Linked DNA regions of Homo sapiens: region 1 is linked to region 2. A link is a loop called in an ENCODE intact Hi-C map of the cell type or tissue named here. Cell type or tissue: Calu3. All regions are shown on one strand. Links, peaks and the distances in the headings refer to the core of each region. The heading gives the core; the rest is flanking DNA.

Region 1 (12,354 bases), core at 2,336-10,335, 86 kb after region 2:
AAATAAGTAAATAACCACTAAAACAAGCCATGTCTGTCTGTGAACTCCCCTGAGTCACCTTGGGTTCTGTACTTTGGGAACCCACGGCCTCCAAGCTAAATCACCTGCTGACATGTATGGAGTGCTTATCACTGGACATCAATCACAGTGACTTTATGAGGGGGGCATGCGACTTATTCCCATGTTTACATAGGAGGAAACTGCAGTAGATGGAGGTTAAGTGACTTCTCCATGTCTCCTATCTGGGAGGTGGCAGAGCTGGGTTTGAAGCCAGGCAGGGTGGCCACGCAGACCGTACCAACAGTCATGACACTTGGGGACTTGTCCTGAAACAAGGCCATGGGCCCCCAACGCCCACTCCTATTCTCTTCACACACGCTGCCCTCATGCCACAGGGGCCTAACATATTCCTCCATTGCCCCATCTGGACTCTTCCCACCTCCTACTTATCCTTTTGTCTCTGCTGGGCCTCCTCCAGGAAGCCCTCCCTGATCCCCAGGCCAGGCTGGGGCTCCTGGTGCTGCTCTCCTGAGTCCAGGGTTAGATCCCAGCCTGTAGCTGGTTTGTGTGGTGATATGTCCTTGGGTTGTCTCTCCCATGAGGGCACGGAGGGGTCAGCCTCATTCACTGCTGCATCCCAGGGCCTGAAGAAGGCCCTGCCGCAGAGCTTGTGCTCAGTTTCTCTTTGTGGAAATGACAGGGGGTCCCTGGAAGGAGGCAGGGAAGGCTGGGCAAGGACAGGGTGCCACGTGGCAAGCTGGGCTCTTGGCCTGGTTGCAGTGGGGCCCGGGGAAAGCTGCCTGCCCTGCCTGGAGCTCAGTCTGCTCATTTGTGAAATAGGAGCAGCCCTCCCTGTCTGACTGCAACCTGAGAGGGTTGTGGTACCAGGACAGGAAGGGATGACAACTAGGGAGGAATCCCTGCCCTCACCTGTGCTTGCAGGTGCACAGACCGGCTGCCGAGAGCCTGTATGTGCTGGTCTCATGAGAATCACTCCATTGTCTCATTGAATCCCTGCCATGCCCCTGTGTCATCCACAGGCAGCAGAGGGGAAAGCTGGAGCTGGGCAGGTCTGGGATTTGAGTCCAGCCCCTCTGGCTGCAGAGGTGGAGGCTGCCATTCCCCTCCAGGGTGGCTTTGGCCACACTCACCAGCTTCCCACTGACTGTGGCTGTGAGCACATCAGGCCCCCGGTCCTGGAGCTTCCCAGCCACCACCATCTCTGAGCCCTTGAAGAGGAGCCGGAAGTTGTTCTGAGTGACCTCCTCCACGGCATTGCTTGGGTACTCGAAGGTCACTGCTGTCAGCAGTGGGTTGGCCACTTCCTGGTAGAAGTCCTGCAGGGTTGGGGGTGTCATAAAGGCTGGGCTTTATGACTGCCCACTTCTCTGTGCAGCCCACCTGGGGCACACTGGCACCTGGAGCTGCAGGGCAGAGTCTGAGTCCTCATGGATGCGCCGGGCCAGGCCGCCATTGTCCAGTGCCAGCTTCTCCAGGAAGGCATAGCTGACGTCGAAACCGAAGCCCAGGCAGAAGAGGCTGTACCGGCCACTTACAGCTTCCCGCACGTTATTCTGGATGCTCCTGGGGTTAGTCTCCCCTGGACCCAGGGGTTTGGGATGAGGGTGAGAAAATAGTGATTTGCTTGAAGAATATTTCTGGAACCTCAGAGCCGAGGGGCCTCAGTGACCCCCTCTCCCTGCCCAGATCCCACAGCAAGCCCAGGTGCAGCCCCAGCCGCCTCCCCTGTGCAGCACGTCCTGGAGTCACGGGCAGGGCCCTCACCCACAGTGGGGTCGCCATCGGTGAGCAGGATGATGAGTGAGACACTCCCTTCGGGCAGCCGCTCCTCCTGGTTGCTGCTGTCCAGCAACTGCACAGCCATCAGCATTGCATCATTGATGTTGGTCCCTGAGGAACACGCACTCTCAAGGTGGTCCCCAGCCAGGAGCCCTGGAAGCCCCCACCCTGCAGGGCCACAGAGACACTTACCTCCCAGGGCCTGGATGCCCGCAGCAAAGCTCCTGGCCTTGTTCACGTTCTCGGCTGAGGCTGGCACCAGTGATGGCCTCCACTGAGTTGCTTCTGTACTGAAGACGATGAGGTTGAACTGGTCTCTGGGGCTGAGGTCATCCAGGATCTTGATTAGGGCTTCCCGGGTCTGGTCAGGGAGAGGAAACATAGGTGCTTCAGAAGGGCTCCCTGAGGGCTCGTGTGCCCTAGGGCTGGCATCCTTGGACTCCTGTCTCAGGGGTGAGGTCATGGTATCTGCTCTAGGAACAGGGGCTGCCCTAGGCTCTGGCCAACCTTGGTTCCTGAGAGCCACCCGCCCCATGGTGCCGAAAGGTGAAGCAAGGGGGTCTGCCTGCCGGACCACAGCTGATAGCGTGAAGGGCCTGGGAGTTTTCAGGGCCCTGCCCTGGGCCACAGGACCTACCTGCTGGATTTTCCTGCCACTCATGGAGCCGCTCTTGTCAATGACAAAGACCACATTCTTGGGCATTGTGGTTAGGCCCTCGGGGGCAAAGTAGTGTACAAAGTAGCCGTTCTCGATCTGTGGCCAGAGTGAGACCCACCCAGGCCATCAGAGCTACAATTGGCCCTATCCCCATTCAGCCCCTTTACCCCAAATTCTGGGTTTCTGTGCTCTGTTCCAATCCCATTTCCATCCCACTGCTAACCTCCCCAAAACCTTGCCCTTTTTCAGGGCTCAGACCAGCCCCTTTCTTGCGGAAGCCTTCCCTGCTCATGCATAGCCCACCAGAACTCTCCCTGCAACTTTTCCTTCTATTTGTTTTAGTATTTCAGATGGTTTATACTAAAAAGTTCAGACATCATAAACCTGACAACCATCAAAAGAGGGAAGACTTCAAAAACATGGAGTAAAAGGGAAGTATAATAACAATGGCAGAAATGGCTGGGTGTGGTGAATCACGCCTGTAATTCCAGCACTTTGGGAGGCTTAGGTGGGAGGATCACTTGAGCCCAGGAATTCAAGACCAGCCTGGGCAACCTTGTCTCTACTGGAAAAAAAAAAAAAAAAATTAGCCAGGTGTGGTGGTGCACGCCTGTAGTCCCAGCTACTAGGGAGGCCGAGGCAGGAGTTTCTTTTGAACCTGGGAGTTTGACGGTGCAGTGAGCCATGATCATACCAAAATATAACAACAATAATAATGCCAGAAACTAGTGTGAAAGAAACTACTGCAAATCTGCATAAAACTGAGTTGTGAGCCTCCCAGCAGCAGAGGCAAAGAGGGAAACCCCACAGGGCAGCTCTTCTCAGAGACAAACCTTTTCTGCCTGGGAAAGGGAATAGTTTCAGGGACAACACAACTAAATCACGTGTTTTCTGTCTGTGCCGGTCCCTGGTGCACACTGCTAAGTAAGGGTGGTTCTTTTCCTGTTCTAAAATACCCAAGCTCAGGCCCTTGGGGGTGGACAGACTTCTAGGCTGCTCTGCTCTTGCCTGAAGTCCACCCACCTGAATGGAGCCCCCGGAGATGGCCCGGTCCACATCATAGCGGATAATGAGGTTGCCGTCCAGGACTGTTTCTTGCTGCTCTGGGGACTTTTGCTGCTGGGAAAGTGTTGGCTTGAACCGGATGTGAGCCTGGAGGAATAATCCGGGCTGAAGTTGGGAGGAACAGCAAAGCCAGGCCAACAACACCCTCTACCCCTGTCTGTATATTGGGAAATCAGAATTCCAGGATGCAGCCTTGGGTCCGTATTCCAGGGCACTTTCTTTCAGGCTGAGTTATTGATGGACCACTTTCACGTAGGGGAGGGGTGTGATGAGCTCCCTGTTCCTGGAGCTGCGCAAGCAGAGGCTATTCCAGGATGTGTGCCATCCAACCATCTCCTTCTCTCCACCTGGCCCCAGGACCCTCACATCAGTCTATTATCCAGCCCCTTCCCAGACAGATCTCAGGGCTCATACGAGGACGCCATGGTCCTTCTCTAGGCTTTGCCCTCCCCATCTGCCAAATGACAGCAAGGATGCAGAGATCTCAGGAGCCTCTCCAGGTCACAGCTCACAGGAGGGAGAGCCCATCCTGCTTTCCAGAAATCCGGGCTCATAGGGCTGGCCTGAAGGCAGGGCCCTTGGTACCCTCACCTGCTGACCACAACAGGCCCACCTTGGTCTTATTCTGCCAGGTGGTGAGGGCGTCTACCAGCTGGTTGGTCATGAAGGTGCTCTCTGTCTCCAGAAAGCTGATGCCCTGGGGCTCGAAGATGTGAATGTCCATCTGGAGGCAAGATGTGGGTCCCTGGGTCAGCCAGGAGCCTGGGCTGGGGCTCACAGGAGGCTCAGGGACAAAGAGGGGCCGCCCTCAGCAGGGCAAGGGTCATGCAGGAGGCCTCCCTGGAAGAGGTAGCAGCAGGTACCTGCAGGTGCTTGACCAGCTGCTGGGGCCGCACTTTCAGCAGCAGCTCGTACACCCCCAAACGCCGCTTGAGCAGCTCCTCATAGACCAGCTCAAAGGTGATCTTGGCATTGGGAGCCACACTGACCGACACCTGGAACTGCTCCATGTTTCTCCCGGTGGCCCTGGGGGAGAAGGGCATCAGGCCTGCTCCTCCAGGACAGGTGGGGTAAGGCTGGTAGAGGTGGGAGCAGGACTAAGGGCCAAAGGCAAGGTGGCCTTTGTCTAGACCCTCCCCACTGAAGCTGCCCCCCACCAGCTCACTTGACGAGGCCAGCGCTCTTTCCCTTGGCCACTGCTGCGCTGTACTGTGCCTGGGCTTCAGCCTTCTCCTTGATGATCCCTGGGTAGGTCATGCCATCGATGATCCTGGGGGCAGAAGGGTGGGAGTTGTTGAGAGCCTGGTGGCAGGGGCCCATTCCACTCCTGCCTCCTCCAGAGAGCCTTTCTGGACTCGGTGTGCCTCTTGACACAGTGACTCCCATCTTTGCCTGAGCCCAGTGCCATTTATTATGCACCTACCGCATACAGGACCCTGTGCAGGGCACTCTGCAAAGTGCTCCAGGCCTCTAGCTCCCGGAGGTGTGTACAGTAACAGTAAGCATTCATTTTATAGAAGGGACGAAGGGGAGGCTGCAGAGGGGCAGGGCCGGGCTAAATCCTGCCTTCTCTCCACCTGTCCAGTCTGGCCGAAGCTGGCCCACATTCCCACCTGCCCCTTCCATTTCACGGACTGTTCCAGGGGAACTAGTTCATCACCAGCAAGAGCTCTCTGAGTCACACTTGTTCCCAGCCCTGCGTGCAGCCGTGTGGGGCCAGGACTGAGGAGGAAGCAGACGTAGGGCTGGAGGCTCTGAGCACTTTCCCCCTACAGCAGTCTCCCCGCTCCCTCCCACAAGAGGCAGGCACCCTATAGGGAGGCTGGCATATCTGGAAGGAGGTTTTGGACAACTGGTGGACGGGACTCCTGGGTGTGTGGACACACTCCTAGCAGCCATCCTTTGGGGGCTGAGAAAGAATGGCCCAGGCCATTTCTCAGGGAGGAAAACGACTTTTTCAGAGCCTCCTTGTGGGGTGTGTAGGGATGTGCCTGGTCAACTTCATGTGGTAGTGTGTGGCAGTGGGCAGGAGGGGGAGCAGCCAGGATGTCAGGACTACGCGTCCCTCCTGCCTGACCTTCCTGGTTATAATTTAACTCTAGCCCGGGATGGGGCTGGTGAGTGGGCAGTGGCACTCCTCCCCCTGGGTAGGCAGTGCTTCATCTCTCCAGATGGCCAGCTGGGGCTCCTGGCCAGGTCAGGGAGCAGGGAACCTGCTCTCTGCTCCCCTAACTCATGCAGCAACAGGTTCTGGGTCTAGAGAAGGCAAGTGACAGTCTTGGGCTCTCAGCAGATGCCACGGGCCTGGACCTGGCAACTGCTGACCCTGGCACCCATGTCGAAGGCTGACACAGCCCGTGGGGCTTGCACTGCAAGCTGGGCAGCATAGGCCCGGGCTCTGGGTTAGGAAAAGTAGAGGCTGCGGTGGAGTGGGGGATGCTTGGCGCCTGAGGGAGGAGACTAGCCCCCACTGCAGTTTTCCAGAGGCCACAGTGTGGGACCCCACATGAGACACTCCCTCTCTGCCCCACCATCGCCCTGTTTCTGGGAAGAGTCTTGCCCTTGTCCTAAATCACAGCTTTTCCTGGCAGCAAGGGACAGGCGGCATCCTGGTGCATTTAGTAAACATTGGAAACTGAGTTGGGAAGGGTAGGGGAGGGTGGCAGAGGACAAAGTGAGGACCATCCTTGGCTCATAGAATTCAGAGAAACCTCAGGCATCTCTCACGCAGCCTGAGCAAAAATGTCCTCTGCAGGATCCCAGCTGGGGCAGACCTAGGAGAATCCTCCTCAAGCCACTCTCCACTGTGAGGAAGCCAAGGGTCTAGAAGGTTTTCTGTACTTTGAGCTGGAATGTGCATTTTGGTGACTCCCTCTTGCCTGGTCTGGCCTCAGGAGGCCTCAAGTCTGTGCTCCTCAAAGGCAAAGTCACAAAGATTCTGTGGTTCTCTGCCTAACACCTGGACAGCACTTAGGGATGATGAATGGCTGGATGGAGGGAAGGACGGGGGCATCTTTGAGAATAAGTCCTTTGGCAAGCCCCTGTTCCTGTGTGGCCCCAGGTGCAGGGTGTACTCCTGAAGATGTACACCCTGGCATGCCTTACTTCAAGAAGAGGGTTTGCTGGCACAGAGCGATGGAGTCATAGCACTGGGGGGTGTGGAGAGGGGAGGAGGGTGGGAAGGCACCTACATGGAGAAGTTGGTGATGAAGGCTTTCTTGGGCAGCTCCATCTGGAAGGTGGCCTCCTGCACAGTATTGGCCCTATTGACCACTCGGCTGGTGACGACCGTGTGGGCAAATCGGGATGAGACCCTGGAGTCCACGGTGAGGCTGTAGATGTCGATGCCATTCTGGACCAGCAAAGAAGAAGGGGGTTGCAGGGTTTCAATGCCACCTCAGCTCGGGGTGACGCTCTTCAAGAGTTGGCCCTGACTCTGGCTCTAGACCAAACCCTGGCTCCCAATCTGACTGAGCCACTGACCAGGCCTCAGGCTGAACCCAGTGAGGCATCTCATATGTGAACATTTGTCTCAGGTAAGAGATAGCAGTGTGCTTCATTCCCCACCCTACAGCACCACAGGGCAGGGGCCACGTCCTTCTTGATCTATAGGGGCCCAGAGCACCCCTTGGAGAAGAACAAGCATGCAGGGGGTGGAGCTGGTGAAGCCAGGGCCAGTGTCTGGGAGGGGCATCACACTCAGCCTTTGGGCAGGGGTGAGAGACCTGGTGGGGTCAGGGAGCTTTGCATGCTGGCTTAGCTTTGCCCAGAAAAAGGGCAGTGACCAGGTCCTTTGATTTCTGGAGACTTTGGCCTCTGTGGCAACAGGGAAGCTCCCACCAGTCTCCTAGAAGGAAGCCCTCAGAGCTGGGAGAATTCGGAGGTAGACTAGAGTCTGGTCTCTGAGAGTTGGGAATCTTCCTCTCTGCTCCGCAGTGGACCCTCCCCAACTCATCCCCACTTCCGCAGGGCACTCCCCTAGCAGGTGCCATTTGCCTTGAGGTCTGTGTCCCCCGAGGAGGGGCACACGGGCACCTCTTACCTGCTTGTGTGTGACATGCTCATGCGCACTGCACCAACTCTGCTCGGCTGCATGCGGCTGCCTGAATGCAGTTTGGCACAGAGGTGCCAAGTGGCTTGTTTATGTGCTTGGGTATTTGCTCTGCGACAAGCACTGTCCTAAGCACTTCATAGATACAATGGGTTTGGTTTTCACAACAAGCACTGTCCTAAGCACTTTATAGATACAATGGGTTTGGTTTTCACAACCGCCACCCTCTGAATAGGTTCTAGTATTACCCTGTTTTACAGATGAGGAAATTGAGACATAGTCAGCATAAATCATTCTCCTGAGGTCACTTACTAAAAGGCGGTAGAGCCAGGCTTGTAAAACTGTATTTCCTCATTTGGAAAATGGAAATGATTGGATCATCCCCTCTATTAGGTGGGAGAATACCAGTAAGGCCCTTGGGGTAGTGCCTGGCGGGAGGTCTGCACCATTTTTTTGCACACACAGGGATGCACACGCACTTGTGCTGACACGCTGGCACATGCGGAGGCTCTTCCCCACTTCCCAGGCGTTCTCTCATCCCCCAGCTCACGCCACACCCATGGACACTGGCTACCTTTTCGGCAGTAGTAGTCTGGTGGATGGCCAGCAGTGAAAGCAGGACGAGAACTTTGCTGCAGGTACGGACAGGCCTTGGGGGCTTCATCGTGGCTCCAGTGTCTGCCAGGAGGCTTCTGAACTCGACAGCAAGTGGGGAATGGATTAGTAACTTGTTTGCTGCCCCACCCACATGGGGGCAGGTTCTGGGAAATTGGGATCTACAAGCCAAAAACCACAGTGACCTCAGATAAGCAAATGACGAACGTCCCATGGACCTTGGCTGGGGGCAGGAATGTATACCAAAGAAAGGTAGGCTCAGTTTGGAGTGGGGGTACATGCCCCTTCTGAAAAGTGCGAAACCTTCACCAGGACCCTTCACACCAGGCATTCCACCAAGCTCCACAGGGCTGGGAGGGAATTGACAGTGAAGATGTCAGTCTGCTCTCCCTAAGTCCAGCCCGGGGAGAAACAGCGGGGGATGGTGGGGAAGACTAGGGCTACAGGGCTACCCTAGCGGCTTCCCGGAAGAAGGGGGCTTGGCCACCAGGTAAGTGTGTCTGGCTGATGGGAGGGCCCAAAGGCATGGAGTGACTCTGGGAGGTGTCTGTGTGGGGCAGATCTAGAGTCAGGATAGATACGCCGTATTTCTGAAGTGAGAGGTGCTGGGCACGGGGCGCCTCCTTCTCTCTCCTGGGGTCCCAGGTTGCTGTTTGGGTGCCATTAATCTAGCCAGGGCTTTAGGTTCAACCCCAGCAAGGCCCCCAAAACAAGAATGGCAATACAACTGAGTCATAAACCTGCCACATCCTGTGGCACAGAGGTCTCCATGCGGGGAGTTTATTGACAGAAGAGCATGGAACAGAAGACAGACCTGACAGTGCCAGCAGCTCCTGAGGGGTGACTGGGGAGTCATTTGGTGGAGCAGAGGGAGCCCAGGAATCGCTGGTTGAGAGAGGGCAGAATGCTGTTGTCATGAGCAGTGTGATGCTGCCACAGCCCAGACCCAGGGGAGCGCTGCCCAAAGGCCTGGGGTGGGTCCCGGCCTTGCTAAAGTTGAAGCGCTCTGCTCCTTGTAAAGTGGGATCGAGTGAGTACATATTATGCGCTCTGGGCACCGCTGGGGCTCGTGTTCCCTGGTGGCTCTGGGGAAGCCAGCTCCTGAGTCTGTGGCCACAGATGGGTAAAGATGAGTCATAAAAGTGTGGCCAGATGCCAAGTCCTGGATCAGGGAAGGACGGCGGCTCCGTGACACCAGCCCTGAGGGGGCCAGCTGCCTTGGGAACCTATCGGGGGCCTTGGGGCAGCCAGTGGCTTCCAGAGGCTGGGGAGGGTTTCTCCACCAGTCCTGTCTCCATTAGAGGTGGCGGCAGGCCTGGGGCAAAGGTGCCATAGACTGGAGCTATTTCTACAGCTGCAAGGAAGACGTTCCCCTTCCTTAGCATGACTGGCCAGAAGCCTCATCTCTGCGCACGTCTCCACTGCTCACCCTTTTGGCTCTGGATACGATTGGGATTACACAGGGGAACACGCTCCTTTCAGTGTCTGGGGGAAGAGTCTCCCCATGGAGTCCAGCAAGTAGGACTGGGCCCTTCCTCACAGCAGGGCTGCTCCCTTGGGGCAGAGAGCACAGGCCCAGCCCGGACTCAGGGCTATATAAGGTGGCCAGGCTGGCCGGGACTGTGGGAAACGTTCTGGGCAGCCAGAACCTCCTGGGACAGGAAGGCATCCCCAGCAGGCATCAGCCCCGAGCCAGGCACCACAAGCCCAGGCTCTGCCAGTCCAGCTCCGAAAAGAGCCACTGTCAGCCTGTCCATGGTCATGGTCTTGCCATCACAACGGGACAGGCCTCTATGGGTCTTTTGAACCTGGCACTTCCAGGCACACAGGGGACAGAGGACTGGAGAGAGAAGGGTCATGCAGGCTGAGAATCTGGTGTTCCATGCCCCAGACAGCATGGTTGGAGCAGAATGTGGGAGTCTTACCCCTGCTGTTTGGAAGAGACGGTAGCTCAGGAAACTGACTGCCAGAGAGGAATCTCAATCTGGCTCTGACTTGGAGGGGACAAAAGCCGGGAGGAGGCAGTGTGAACAAAAGTGTAGGGAGGGAGAGGGGTTTTGAGGTCCCTAGTGCAGTGCAGGGAGAGGGGTTTTGAGGTCCCTAGTGCAGTGCAGGGAGAGGGGTTTTGAGGTCCCTAGTGCAGTGCAGGGAGAGGGGTTTTTGAGGTCCCTAGGTGCTGCAGAGCCTGCAGGTCCTCAGAGGCTTCTCAGCAGCTTCTGTGGAAGGCAGGAGGAGAGGTGGTCCCTGAGACCCCACCCACTTCACTCTGAGCAGTGTCATCATGGCCTGCTTTATGGAATAGACTCCAGCTCAACTCCCCTGTAGTATAAAAGGGGAAACTGAGGCTCAGAAAAGTCTGAAGTCACAGGTCAGCACTGAGTCTCCATGTCCAAGGCAGCATGTGGCAGTGCCCATAATAGCACCTGTGCTATCCCCTGGGATCCTCTTAAACGGACATGTTCCATGTTCCCACCCTGTCCTCCCTCTCAATAGTGGCCATAGCCAGGGACCAACCAACACCTTCTGATTGCTGGGGCCACGTGGGCATCCTCTTTATTGGTGCTTCCAAGGTGCTGGTGCAGAGCCCTTGGCTGAAGGGCCTGGACTGTGGGGGAGGGTGGCAGCCCCAGAGACAGCAGGGGAGAGGAAGCGTTCTGGCATAAAAAAGAGTTCCTGGGAAAGGCTCCTGTTTCCGAGCATTCGGGCAGCAAGGGGAGTGGCGCACACTTCTCAGCCGAAGACACTCTTGGTGGGTCCGGCTTTGGGCTTCTCAAAGACAGTCTCGGTACCTGTGCGGGTGCGGCTGAACACCGACGGGGCGGCCGAGCCAGCTTGCTCTGTGGGAGGAGGTAAAGTCAGGGGCCAGCCTAGCTTCCTGGGAGGGAAGATCCCTTACGATGGGAGCACCTTTCTTGAACCCAGGAATACTGGATTCTCAGAAAAGGATCCTTGACCACCTCCCCCCACCACTGACACACACCTGCACCCCCATCCCCAGCCCCAGATGGCATGAGGACACTCACCACACTCTCGCATGACCTGGTAGGTCTTGGACTTGATTTCCTGGTTCTTGGTCAGGTTTCCTCGGGCCCCCTTCAGGTCCTCGTCCTTCACAGGGGGGCGCTTCTTCTTGATAGGGGCTTCCTGAGCACCAGCCTTGGAGATCCAAGAGCCTCATCTTACTACCTGAAGCCTCGGTAGAAAGGCACACCTACCTCTGTGCCTTGGCCAAGACCCCTCTTCTCTGCTCATTAAACCCAAGCCTATTCAAGGCTCTACTCCTCTTCCAGAGAAAGCCTTCCCAACTATACTCCACCTGCTGCAGGTCTCCCAGCTGTCTTGGTCTGACTTGCCCATGTGCCTTTCCCCTATAGCCTGGGAGCTCTTGGGAGCAGTGGCTGCTGCAGCCTCACACTGGCGTGTCTGGCTACCTGGTCAAGCTCAGGACTGGGCACAGTGGGGAACAGCGAAGGGGACTAGCTCTGAGGTTGGGCAATACTAGGGAATTTGGTTAGTTCCAAAACCTGTTCACTGGGTGGCAAGCGGTTCCTCAAGGATTGCCCCCTTCCAGAAAAGCGCCACTATTTACTTTGTGTCTTTGGGGCTGGAAATGGGGTAGAAGGGCCAGATGCCCACAGAATTACAGTCCAAAATGGCCACCCACCCACAGAGCAGGCAGCAAGGACAGTCCTCTCTCTTGGCAGGCTGGTCTGTCCCTCCAGGGTGGGGGACACCCAGGCTCGGTGTTTACCCTACCCCTCAACCCCAGGCGCCTGTGAGTCTGAGACCTGCCTGTGCTTGGGTGCAGGTGCAGGTATTTCCTCGCTCAGCCTGGGCCAGGCTCCTCAGAGCAACACACTATACCCCTGTACAGCGATGCATCCAGCTGTGTCCCTCCAGCCTCATGTGCACACACATACAGCTTCATGCATATACCATACACAGAGACAGACAGACCTATGTGTGTGGCCACACACAGAGTGCATGGCTGCCGGGCCCATAGCTACAAATGCACAAAGCTCTACACACTGAGCTATATCGGCAGCACACACACAGATGCGCACACACACACACACACACACAGGCACATGCAAAGATCTATCTAGGCCCCCCCCACCCCCAACATTTCTCTCCACTCCTCCTAACAAACCGTGGAATACCACCA
Region 2 (12,354 bases), core at 1,916-9,915:
TTCTAAAAATGTTGTGAATTACCAAACTTATGGATTATCACTAGGTGATTAGGCATACATTAGTCTTTATCAGAATAAAATGAAATTTCATTTAAAAAAAAGAAAACTACCAATATAGAAATTCTTGAGTATGATTCACATTTAACTGCTGGCACTATAATTTCTAAATTTTTGATTTAGAATGTACATAGTTCTCATGTTTTAGGTAATAGGTAATAGAGTTTATTTTTTTTGAGACAGAGTCTTGCTCTGTCACCCAGGCTAGAGTGCAGTAGCGTAATCTCAGCTCACTGCAACCTCCGCCTCCTAGGTTCAAACAATTCTCCTGCCTCAGCCTCCCCTGCCGCTGGGATTACAGGTGCGTGGCACCATGCCCAGCTAATTTTTATATTTTTAGTAGAGATGAGTTTTCACCACTCACCACGTTGGCCAGGCTGGTCTGGTACTCCTGACCTCAGGTGATCCACCCACCTCAGCCTCCTAAAGTGCTGTGATTACAGGCGTGAGCCACCATGCCCAAGCTAAAGTTTAAATTTTCCTTAAAAAAAAAAAAGTGTCCAAGACCTAAAAGGGCTGAAACCAAAAAAACTCTTAGAAGAAAATATAAAAATAAATCTTCATGACTTCAGATTTGGCAGTGCGGACCATGGGGAGTGACTGCTAACAGGTGCAGGGCTTCTTGGGGCGTAATGAAAATGTTCTAATATCGATTGTGGTAATGACTGTACAATGTTGTAAACACATTAAAAACCACTGAATTATACACTTTAGATGAGTGAATTGTTATGTGTGATTTATATTTCAAAAGGTTGTTTAAAAAATTCTATAACATAAGCATCTTGATACAGTTAATGAGACACTCACCTCTCTATCAAATTCATCCTCCTCCTCCAAAAGATCATACACCTGCTCTAAAAGCTGAACTCCCAGGCCACGAATTACATCAGTTCTCAAGACTTCAACTAGTCTCCTGATCTTTTCAGAACCTGGCATAATAGCTAAAAGGCAACAACAAAGACAAAGGGAAAAATAAACACTTTTACCACTATAGCAAGAACACTGCAATTTTTTAAAATTTTGTATTTTATTTTATTTATTTATTTTATTTTTGAGACGGAGTCTTGCTCTGTCGCCCAGGCTGGAGTGCAGTGGCACGATCTCAGCTCACTGCAAGCTCCACCCCCTAGGTTCATGCCATTCTCCTGCCTCAGCCTCCCGACTATTTGGGACTACAGGGGCCCACCACCACACCCAGCTAATTTTTTGTATTTTTAGTAGACACAGGGTTTCACTGTGTTAGCCAGGATGGTCTTGATCTCCTGACCTCGTGACCCACCCACCTCAGCCTCCCAAAGTGCTGGGATTACAGGCATGAGCCACTGCACCCGGCCTATTTTTTTTTTTTAAGTGACAGGGTCTTGCACTGTCATAGGGATGTAGTGCAGTGTGACCATAGCTCACTATAGCCTCTAATTCCTGGGCTCAAGCAATCACCCTGCCTCAGCCTTCCAAGTAACCAGAACTACAGGAATGCACTACCATGTCCAACTAATTCTTAAATTTTTTGCAGTGATGGGGTCTATGTTGTCCCGGTTGGTCTTGAACTCCTGGCCTCAAGCAATCCTCCCACCTTGGCCTCCCAAAGCAATGAGATTACAGGCATGATGATACCACACCAAGCCTTTTTTTTTTTTTTTTGGTATTTTATTTTATTATTTTATTTTTATTTCATTTCATCTGATTTTTTGAGACAGGATCTTGCTCTGTCGCTCAGGCTGGAGTGCAGTGGCATGCTCATGGCTCACTGCAGCCTCAACCTCCTGGGTTCAAGAAATCCTCTTACCTCAGCCGCCTGAGTAGCTGGGACTACAGGCATGAGCCACTATGCCTGGCTAATTTTTGTATTTTTTGTAGACACAAGTTTTCATCATGTTGCCCAGGCTGGTCTCAAACTCTTGGACTCAAGCAATCTGCCCTCCTCAGCCTCCCAAAGTATAGGCATGAGCCACCGTACCCAGCAGGGCTGTTTTTTTAAAAATCTTGTTATACTGACATTCTTTTTTCCCTCTGACAAGAGTTTGGTTTAATGACTTAAAATTTACATATGAACTTAAGCTTCACTACCATCTCTTAAACCTAAAAAACACCACAACTGTCTAACTTGAAGAAAAGTCACATGAAAAACCACAAACATTTATCTATTTATTTTTAAAAATTAATTTTCATGTAACTTTTCAGGAATACCTCTGTTGCAAAACACAGGATATACCTTTTATGGAGATATGCAAATGAAATAATTTTAAAAACACAAAAAAATTTATAGGCATTAGTTCCTTGTTTTGACACAGTTCTCCAATAAACACATGCTCTCCAGTTTGCTGTAAAAGAATAAACTAGGCCAGGCATGGTGGCTCACACCTGTAATCCCAACACTTTGGGAGGCCAAGGTGGGAGGATCACCTTAAGTCAGGAGTTCAATACCAGCCTGGCCAAATGGTGAAACCCCGCCTCTACCAAAAATACAAAAATTACCCGGGCATGGTGGTGCATGCCTGTAGTCCCAGCTACTTGGGAGGCTGAAGCAGGAGAATCGCTTGAACCCGGGAGGCAAAGGTTGCAGTGAGCCAAGATCACACTACTGCACTCCAGCCTGGGTGACAGAGTGAGACTCCGTCTAAAAAACAAAAAATAATAATAAGCTGATCACCTGAAGGTAGCTCTTTAAAATGGATTTCCTCTGCCTCTTCTGCAACCTTCCCATGAAGTATCAGTGTGTCCCGATATTTCCGATGAAGTTTGAATTCTGACACTGGGTTTGCTACCGGGACATCTTCACAGCTCTCTTTAGAATCCAGTTTCAGGGTCTGAGTCATCAATTGTACCAAGGCATTAATTTCATTTGTCTGACCTTTCCTGGGGGAAAAAAATATCCCTTTGTTATTTAATTGGCTTCATGAGAATTTTTCATTAAAAAATTACGTGCAAAACGACCTTTCGGGAATTATCCTTTGAAATGTCCAAGTAAGTTCCTACAGACTGACCTGACCCTTCCACAAATAACAACTATAAACTCTAGAAAAAATACAAAACTCAACAACGTAAAGGGAATGCAGAATAAACAAAATCTGCAGGCAGATCTTGGAGAAGAGTCAACACCTTTAAGCCTAAGAGCAGGCCATAGGCAGATCAAAGTACAAGAGAACTCACAATCTTGTGGGCCTACAGAAAGGACAGAGTTCAGAACAACCACTGTCACTAGAAAGTGAGACAGGAACCTTGGAGACAGTCTAAAAGAAACAGCCCCAGATTCTGTGTACAAATTCTGCCTATTTCAAAGTAACTTAACTATACTCAAGTACAAAGCTCAAGAATATTTAAAGAAACACAAAATACCAGCTTCCAATGAGGTAAAATTCAGTGTCTAGCATCCCATCAAAAATAACCAGATGGGCAAAGAAGCAGGAAAATATCATACATTTGTGAAGAGAAAGAAATCAGTTAATAGAAACATATCCAAAAGTGACACGACTGATAGAATTAATAAATGAGGACATTAAAATGGGTAGTATAAATATCTTCCATATGGCCAAGGTAGAAGAAAACATGAACATGTTAAAGAGAGACACAAAGACATTAAAAAAAGACCCAAATCAAATTTCTAGAAATGAAAGATACAATATATTAAATACACGGGATAGGATTAACAGATTAGACACTGCAGAAGAAAAGATTAATGAACTCAAAGACATAGCAATAGAATCTATGAAATGTGAAACAGAAAAAAAGTAAAAACAGGCCAGGTGCAGTGGCTCATGCCTGTAATACCAGCAGTCTGGGAGGCCGAGGTGGGCGGATCACCTGAGGTCAGGAGTTCGAGACCAGCCTTGCCAATATGGTGAAACCCAGTCTCTACCAAAAATACAAAAATGTAGCTGGGCGAGTGCCTGTAATCCCAGCTACTCGGCGGGGCTGAGACAGGAGAATACCTTGAACTCAGGAGGCAGAGGTTGCAGTGAGCCAAAATCATGCCACTGCACTCCAGTCTAGATGACAGAGTTAGACTCTGTCTCAAAAAATAAATAAATAAAATAAAATATATTTTTAAAAAGTAAAAATAAACAGAGCATCAGTGAGCTGTGGCACATATTTAAGGAGCCTAATATACATGTAATTGGAATCCCTAAGAGGGCAGGAAGAAGTCCAAAAAAAAAATGTGAAGAAATAATGGCCAGGCGGGGCGTGGTGGCTCACGCCTGTAATCCCAGCACTTTGGGAGGCCGAGGTGGGCAGATCACGAGGTCAGGAGATCGAGACCATCCTGGCTAACACGGTGAAACGCCATCTCTACTAAAAAAATACAAAAAACTAGCCGGGCATGGTGGCGGACGCCTGTGGTCCCAGCTACTTGGGAGGCTGAGTCAGGAGAACGGTGTGAACCCGGGAGGCGGAGCTTGCAGTGAGCGGAGATTGTGCCACTGCACTCCAGCCTGGGCAACAAGAGCGAAACTCCGTCTCAAAAAAAAAAAAAAAAAAAAAAGAAGAGACACTTTTAGCTCCAGCATATGCCACAAACCATTTATAATTTTATCAGTGGGAATACTAGAGATCTAAATACTACTGAAAATGCACATTTAATATTCATTAAAACAGAAATAGTTTATAAAGGGAGACAGAAAAACAAGAACTTACCCTTCCCCGTAATCCCCATCTGACTTATCAGTTGAACTTGTAGAAGAACTTAACTCATCCTCAGACAGACAATGAATCTGTTTCCTTTCCTATTAAATGTTTGGAAGAATTAAAATTCTACATGACAACACAACCAGAATGTGATACTTGAACCAGTCTTAGATGCAACAACTAGACACAATACGTTCCTAGGTGCAATATAACAGGAGAATCTAACAAATACAAAAATTGTTCCCATATGATTTGTGGCAAAAAGAAAAAAACATTGAAGTGATTTTACCCGTGATATCCCAGTTCACTCATAAAGTCCACAAGAATAACTGAAGAACATCAGATGAAGTTTTTTATTTTGTTTGTTTTTTTTTTGTTTTGATTTTTGTGTTTTTTTGAGACAGAGTCTTGCTCTGTCGCCAGGCTAGAGTGCAGTGGCACGATCTCGGCTCACAGCAACTTCCGACTCTCTGGTTCAAGTGATTTTCCTGCCTCAGCCTCCCGAGTAGCTGGGATTACAGGCACGTGCCGCAACGCCCAGCTAATTTTTGTATTTTTAGTAGAGACAGGGTTTCACCATGTTGGCCAGGCTGGTCTCCAACTCTTGACCTCATGATCCGCCTGCCTCAGCCTCCCAAAGTGCCGGGATTACAGGCATGAGCTACCGCGCCTGCCCAAGGTGAAGTTTTACAAAGGTCCTGGAGAGTCTCAGCTGTGAAGAAATTTCCAGAGGACAGTGGATGGCTAGTTCTGGTTTATCAACTCCTAAGCAGAAGGCTTGTTCTATAGGAATGTTGGCATTTTAAATTACCTAGGCAAACTCAGCTTGTCTTTTTTTTTTTCTTTTTTTTGGATACAGGGGTGTCACTATGTTGTCCAGGCTGGCCACAAACTCCTGGGCTCAAGCAATCCTCCTTCCTTGGCCTCCCAAGTAGCTGAGATAACACCCACAAGCCACCATGCCCAGCTTCAGCTTGCTCTTAATGTGAGACTGTTAAAGTGCTTTAAAGGATCACCTAAAAATACACATAAACCTTACAACTCTGAGATATGGAAGGCAGCCTCTATTAGTGAAATAACTAAATGATATAGTTAAAGAAATAATACATCCAATACTTTCAAAGAACAGGAAGAATTCCCAGAGTATTATACAGAGAGGTGAACATGGGTTAGAAACCTAGTAATTACCCATTTAGCCACCAGATGGTGTCCCTACATCATCTACAGGCAAGAAGGTAAACTACATTGACACAAATAAGAAACTGAGGAATGATTAGCAAGTGAGACTCAAATCTGGCGACACAGATGGGTATGTTGGTATCACAGCAGATTGAGCAAAGTGCTGCCTAGTGCAAGCCCTTAGAAAGTTCTGTTATTTATTTACTTATTTATTTATTTATATTTTTGAGACAGAGTCTTGCTCTGTCACCTAGGCTAAAGCACAGTGGTGTGAACACAACTCACTGTAGCCTCAACCTCTTGGGCTCAAGTGATCCTTCCACCTCAGCCTCCCGAGTGGCTGGGACTACAGGTGTGCGCCACCTTGCCAGGTAATTTTTTTTTCTTAGAGACAGGGTCCAACTATATTGCCCAGATTGATCTCAAACTCCTGGGCTAAAGCAATCTTCTCACCTTGGCCTCCCAAAGTGCTAGTATTATAAGCGTGAGCCACTGCATCAGGCCAGGAAGTCCTGTTAAGACCAACCTATGAAATATTTTTAATTAGGCTATCAATTGTTTACAAGAGTACCTGAAAAATTTATTCCCTTAATGGGTCAATCATAATCCTTTTGACTATTATTTACCAGTTCCTTTCTTTATCAAGAGTGAAAAGATATAACAAGCTGGCCCTGTCCCAAAAATAAATGGAGCTGACATTTAAAAGGTTTACTGCATTAGGCCTGCCAGATGTAGACTGTCCACCTTCTCTCTTAGGAGTACGTAATGCACCTGAGTGACGCTGCAGTCAGAGGAGAGCCGTCGGGCAGGCAAGGGCTGGTCTTCTTCCTGGGGTTTTCCTGGCCCTGCTACACTCAGAGACGCTTTCCTCACTGAAGGGCCTGAAAAGGCAAACATCCCCAGTAGTTGTTTGTGGTGGGCTGCCCCAGTTGAAAAGGGCTTTGTATTTGGTATGGAACATACCCCAGCAGGAGCTAGCCCAAAAGTAAGTCAAACAGCATATTTATCATTTCTCTGGTGTCTGACACCTCAGTTGAAATCTTAGCTCTAGGTCCACCAGCTCTGTGACCTTGGGCAAGTTACTTAACTCCTCAGAGCCTCTGTTTCCTTAGCTGCAAAATGAGGATAATGCTGCATATTTTGGCAGTACTGTAAATGTGAAATGAGATAATACCCTTAATATGTTTACCATAATGCCTAAGACATGGTCAGCATTCAATAAATGGAAACTGCTAGTACTATCTTTAAAAAATATTAAAAAGAATGATAGCCCTCAGCCTACGGCAGCACCACTCCCCAAGCAACCTCCCTCTGTTCCTAAGATGGGAGCAATTCACTGAACAGTGGACACTGGACATGGAAAAAAGTTAAACATTCACTTGATTTCTGGTCTGAAACCTCCCAGGACTTACTGCCACTCAAAGCCCTCTTGTTATTTCTTTAATATCCCCCTCCTCTGATATTTGAACCACATTCAACACCCTATGATGATTTCTTAAAAGACTTGACTAAGAAATTTCAAAATCTTTTCCAACTCGATTTCCTACATGTTTTACTGCTGCTGGAAAGTTTCAACCTCTCATAGTTAGAACCAGTGTTTCTGTCCACGAACCATACCCCTAACTGCCAATTAGATGAAGAAAAGAAGTCAACTTTACCTGAAGAGGACATTTCTTCCTGTGACTGCTTTAGTCGCCTCCTCTCTCTGGCTGATAATGGTCGATCCTTTAAAAGAAAGTCACAGAGTCACTTCCATTCCTACTTGCTATTTTTATAACACCTACAATCCATGATGTATCATTCAGCATTAAGAAAAAGGTCTGAGCTGGATGCGGTGGCTCACACTTGTAATCCCAGCACTCTGGGAGGCTGGGGTGGGCAGATCACCAGGTCAGGAGTTCGAGGCCAGACTGGCCAACATGGTGAAACCCCGTCTCTACTAAAAATACAAAAATTAGCCGAGCATGGTGGTGCGTGCCTGTAATCCCAGCTACTCGGGAGGCTGAGGCAGGAGAATTGCTTGAACCTGGGAGGCGGTGGTTGCAATGAGCTGAGATCGCGCCATTGCACTCCAGCCTGGGTGACAGAGCAAGACTCCATCTCAAAAAAAAAAAAAAAAGAAAAAGGTCTTACTCCAGCCTGGGTGACACAGCAAGACCAAAAAAAAAAAAGGTCTTGCGCTGGACTTAGAGGAGTGTCCATTGGAAACCAGCCCACAGCAGGGTTATAGCTACTAGTGAAAAATGATCACAATGATCACAGCCCTCGTTTCTGGGAGGTGCTCATTTTTGGAAGGGCAAATGGGGACTTTCACATTTGCCATATTCGGAATCTACTTGGTTTCTTTTTTTTTGAGATGCAGTCTCGCTCTGTAGCCCAGGCTGGAGTGCAGTGGCCCTATCTCAGCTCACTGCAAGCTCTGCCTCCCAGGTACACGCCATTCTCCTGCCTCAGCCTCTCGAATAGCTGGGACTACAGGCGCCCACCACAACGCCCGGCTAATTTTATTTTTGTATTTTTAGTAGAGATGGGGTTTCACTGTGTTAGCCAGGATGGTCTCGATCTCCTGACCTTGTGATCTGCCCACCTCGGCCTCCCAAAGTGCTGGGATTACAGGCGTGAGCCACCGCACCTGGCCTACTTGGTTTCTTTAATTCACTGGAAGTGACCATCTCTGAAACCACAGAATCTGTCCATTTCAATCAAAGATTCTGCTGAGGCCGGGTGCGGTGGTTCATACCTGTAATCCTAGCACTTTGGGAGGCCAAGGCAGGCGGATCATCTGAGGTCAGGAGTTTGAGACAAGCCTGGCCAAATGGTGTAACCCTATCTCTACTAAAATACAAAAATTAGCCGAGCATGGTGGCTGGCACCTGTAGTTCCAGCTACTCAGGAGGCTGAGGCAGGAGAATTGCTTGAACCCAGGAGGCGGAGATTGTAGTGAGCCAAGATTGTGCCACTGCACTCCAGCCTGGGCAACAGAGCGAGACTCCACCTCAAAAAAAAAAAAAGATTCTGCTGAGATCACATCTGTCCCATCTGTTCCTTCCAGTGTTTGGCAAGAAGCAGAGCTAAGATGTTTTAATACAAAACTTCATAATATACACAAGACTTTACAAACAAAAAGCTTTATAAGAAGGTTTTGGAGGGTTTCTGCTTTAAGACAGGTTATTGCTCTGTCACCCAGGCTGAAGTACAGTGGCATGATCTCGGCTCACCTTAACCTCCGCCTTTTGGGTTCAAGCCATCCTCCCACCTCGGCCTCATGAGTAGCTGGGACTATAGGCACATGCCACCACATTTCGCTAATTTTTAAATTTTTTGTAGAGACAAGGTCTCACTATATTGCCCAGGCCAGTCTTGAACTCTTGGACTCAATTGATCCTCTTGCTTCAGCCTCCCAAAGTGCTGGGATTACATGCATGATACACCACGTCTGGTTATAAGGTTTTTAAAAATCCAGCATATGTTCCCACAAACCTTTGATGATGACATCTCACTGCTCCTTGAACTGCTCACAGACCCAGTGACCACTCTACGTTGGTTTTCAGCCTCTTTTTGTGTTGATGTGACATCCACTTTCCCAACAATGGGATGAGAAGGCAAAAATCGAGGAGGCGACTCTTGGAACTTAAATAATTAAAAAAGAAGATTATCAGTTTCATATATAGCCCCTTCCAATGTTCCCCTATCAGCAGGTTCTCTATGTATTTGTCCGTGGTTTGCTCTTAAAACCTTCAAAACATTGCATTTTTTTGGAAAGACTCTGCCAAAAGTCAGTCATCTAAGAAGGTTATGGAGAGGATACGTGTTGAAGTTATTTCTAGAAATGAGATGTCAACATGATTCTGTGGAGAAGCTGAAGAAAGAACTGTTCATCAGTACAATACAGATGGGGCCAAAGGTTTAACCACATTAGCCTATTCCTTTAACTTTCAAAATGATCTGTCCATCTTTGCTGGAGAAGATAAAATCCTTACTCTGCTTCGAACTCACTGATATTTGAAAACTACTATTTAGCATCTTGCCATTGTCACCCTTCTGTATTATGTTCCTTGCATTTCTTACATGCCTTTTTGGCAATTGTTAATTGCTCTAAATAGAAATTGAGTTTCCCAAAGTCCACCTCCCAAACCAAAGCAAAATGACTTACAGCAAAGAGATCTCTGCGGACCTGTCTCTTTTCCCCTCTGTGCTCAGTCTGTTCTCTCCTCTTTTGCCGTCGCTGTCGAGACAGGGAAGGTTCAGACCCAGAGTTGTGTGGCTGTAAATCTGGGTGGATTCTGCCCTGTTTTTCTATAATACATTCACCAGCAACTTGATCCTTAAAAACAATAAAATGACATTTTAAAGTATAGCAGCAACCTGGTACATTGTAATCCAAAGTAAGTTGTCCATAAAAAGTGGCTTTTGTTTTTTAGCATGAAAACTTTCCTCAGTTTTAAAAACTGGTTTCCATATTGCAATTTAGTGTTACATGGAAGTTCTAAAATGACCCATCACAATGTAAAGTTCACAATATGGTTCAAATATAACAATGCAGAATTGAATATAGAGGTATACATAACCTTCCTCTTAGAAAACAAAAGAAGCGGGCCAGGCATGGTGGCTTGTGCCTGTAATCCCAGCACTTTGGGAGGCTGAGGCAGGCAGATCACAAGGTCAGGAGTTCGAGACCAGCCTGGCCAACATCGTGAAACCCCCGTCTCTACAAAAATACAAAAATTAGCTGGGCATGGTGGCACGCACCTGTAATCCCAGCTACTCAGAAGGCTGAGGTAGAAGAATTGCTTGAACCCGGGAGGGGGAGGCTGCAGTAAGCTGAGATCGCACCACTGCACTCCAGCCTGGGCAACAGAGTGAGACTCCATCTCAAAAAAAAAAAAAAAGAAAAGAAAAGAAAAGCAGTTGCAATTTCAAATTTTTGTGCAATGAAATTAAATCATAATGCAACAGTTAAAAAATAATGATTATAAAATGAAGCAAACACACACAAAAACACAAAATAATGAAGTCTTTTGAACATCCAAATGGCCAAACGCTCCATGCCTACTTTTAAAATTGTAAATGAAAATGAGAAGAAGCTGAGTGTGGTAGCCCACACCTGTAATCCCAACACTCTGGGAAGCCAAGTCAGGAAGACCACTGGAGGCCACGAGTTCAAGACCAGTCTGAGCAACAGAGTGAGACCTCCATCTCCATTTAAAAAAAAAAAAAAAGTCAGATGTAGTGATATGCCAGGTAGTCACAGCTACCCAGGAGGCTGAGGTAAGAGGATTGTATGAGTCCAGGAGGTCAAGGCTACCATGAGCTGTGATCATGCCACTGTCCTCTAGCCTGGGTGACACAGCAAGAGTGTCTCAAAAAAAAAAATTATTATTTTATTTAATTTTTTTTGAGACAGAGTCTCGCTCTGTCGCCCAGGCTGGAGTGCAATGGCGCGATCTCGGCTCACTGCAAGCTCCTCCTCCTGGGTTCACGCCATTCTCCTGCCTCAGCCTCCCGAGTAGCTGGGACTACAGGTGGCCGCCACCACGCCCAGCTAATTTTTTTTTTTTTTGTATTTTTAGTAGAGACGGCGTTTCACTGTGTTAGCCAGGATGGTCTCGATCTCCTGACCTCATGATCCGCCCGCCTCGGCCTCCCAAAGTGCTGGAATTACAGGTGTGAGCCACTGTGCCTGGCCAAAATTTTTTAATAAATTAAAAAGAAAATGAGAAGTTGTCTTTCTCAAAATGAATGTTTATTTGCAGTGTTGACAGGCAAAGACAAAATGCCGACATCAGTTATCCAAATGTTCTGATTTTTTTCTCTTCCTCCAAATAAAAATAATTGTTTTAATTCAATCACTTAAATTGTGGTTAATCTGAAACTACTGATGTTTGATTCAATTATTTTTAAAAATCTCCTCATAACTTTTCATAGGTTTTCCATTCTGAAAATGAACCAATGTTTTAAATGAATTCCAATTTAATACAAATTTATTTCCCAAGTAAACATCAGTTATTTGGATGTACCCTAAAAAGCACAATAAAAAGACCATTGAGCTTGGCATTAGATGCAGTCTTATGTGAGAAACTTAATTTCCCTGAGCCCAGTTTCATCATTTAAAAATGGATCTAATACCCACAGCCATATTGTATTACTATTTCAGGATTAGCTGAAAGAATACACTAAAAGTACTTAGGACTATGTCTGATGCATATTAATTAGATGCTCAGCCAGGCACAGGTGGCTCACACCCGTAATCACAGCACTTTGGAGGCCAAGGTGGGAGGATGATTTGAGCCCAGCCAGGAGTTTGAGACCAGCCTAGACAACATAGGGACACCCTGTCCCTACAAAAAATAGAAAAAATTAGCCAGGCGTGCTGGCGTATGCCTGTAGTCCCAGCTACTCGAGAGGGTAAGATTGGAGGATCACTTGAGCCTAGGAGGTGGAGGCTGCAGTGAGCTGAGATCACATCACTGCACTCCAGCCTTAGCAACAGAGCAA

The links. Peaks named below come from ENCODE experiments on the same cell type or tissue, not always from the same donor. Only the 100,000 strongest peaks of a DNase experiment are listed, where the experiment ranks them.
Region 1: it touches region 2 in a loop (6-fold over the local background); 14 of 110 quality-filtered maps call a loop at or near these places.

What each region holds. Positions count from the first base shown.
Region 1 is chr3:52,822,405-52,834,758 of GRCh38, forward strand. It overlaps ITIH4 (inter-alpha-trypsin inhibitor heavy chain 4), which reads right to left and starts at 8,268. Exons shown (of 24, transcript NM_002218.5): 1 at 8,149-8,268; 2 at 6,715-6,875; 3 at 4,689-4,793; 4 at 4,387-4,549; 5 at 4,137-4,247; 6 at 3,482-3,610; 7 at 2,438-2,554; 8 at 1,993-2,161; 9 at 1,786-1,911; 10 at 1,419-1,600; 11 at 1,152-1,337. The coding sequence starts at 8,238. ITIH4-AS1 (ITIH4 antisense RNA 1) reads left to right here and starts at 1,531. Exons shown (of 3, transcript NR_046615.1): 1 at 1,531-1,589; 2 at 1,708-1,933; 3 at 2,801-2,910. It overlaps STIMATE-MUSTN1 (STIMATE-MUSTN1 readthrough), which reads right to left. Exons shown (of 10, transcript NM_001198974.3): 9 at 11,213-11,345; 10 at 10,717-11,026. The coding sequence ends at 10,920. It overlaps MUSTN1 (musculoskeletal, embryonic nuclear protein 1), which reads right to left. Exons shown (of 3, transcript NM_205853.4): 2 at 11,213-11,345; 3 at 10,717-11,026. The coding sequence ends at 10,920. RefSeq lists a silencer at 1,855-2,012 and enhancers at 5,012-5,620, 5,621-6,228. In Calu3, for the core only: no CTCF peak of the experiment used is centred there; DNase peaks (open chromatin) are centred at 5,247, 5,597 and 9,337.
Region 2 is chr3:52,736,722-52,749,075 of GRCh38, forward strand. It overlaps NEK4 (NIMA related kinase 4), which reads right to left. Exons shown (of 16, transcript NM_003157.6): 9 at 10,013-10,183; 10 at 9,340-9,489; 11 at 7,518-7,584; 12 at 6,631-6,740; 13 at 4,690-4,778; 14 at 2,708-2,913; 15 at 865-998. Among named protein-coding and RNA genes, the nearest start is that of NEK4, 28 kb to the right of the region's middle. In Calu3, for the core only: CTCF peaks have their summits at 5,954 and 6,208; no DNase peak of the experiment used is centred there.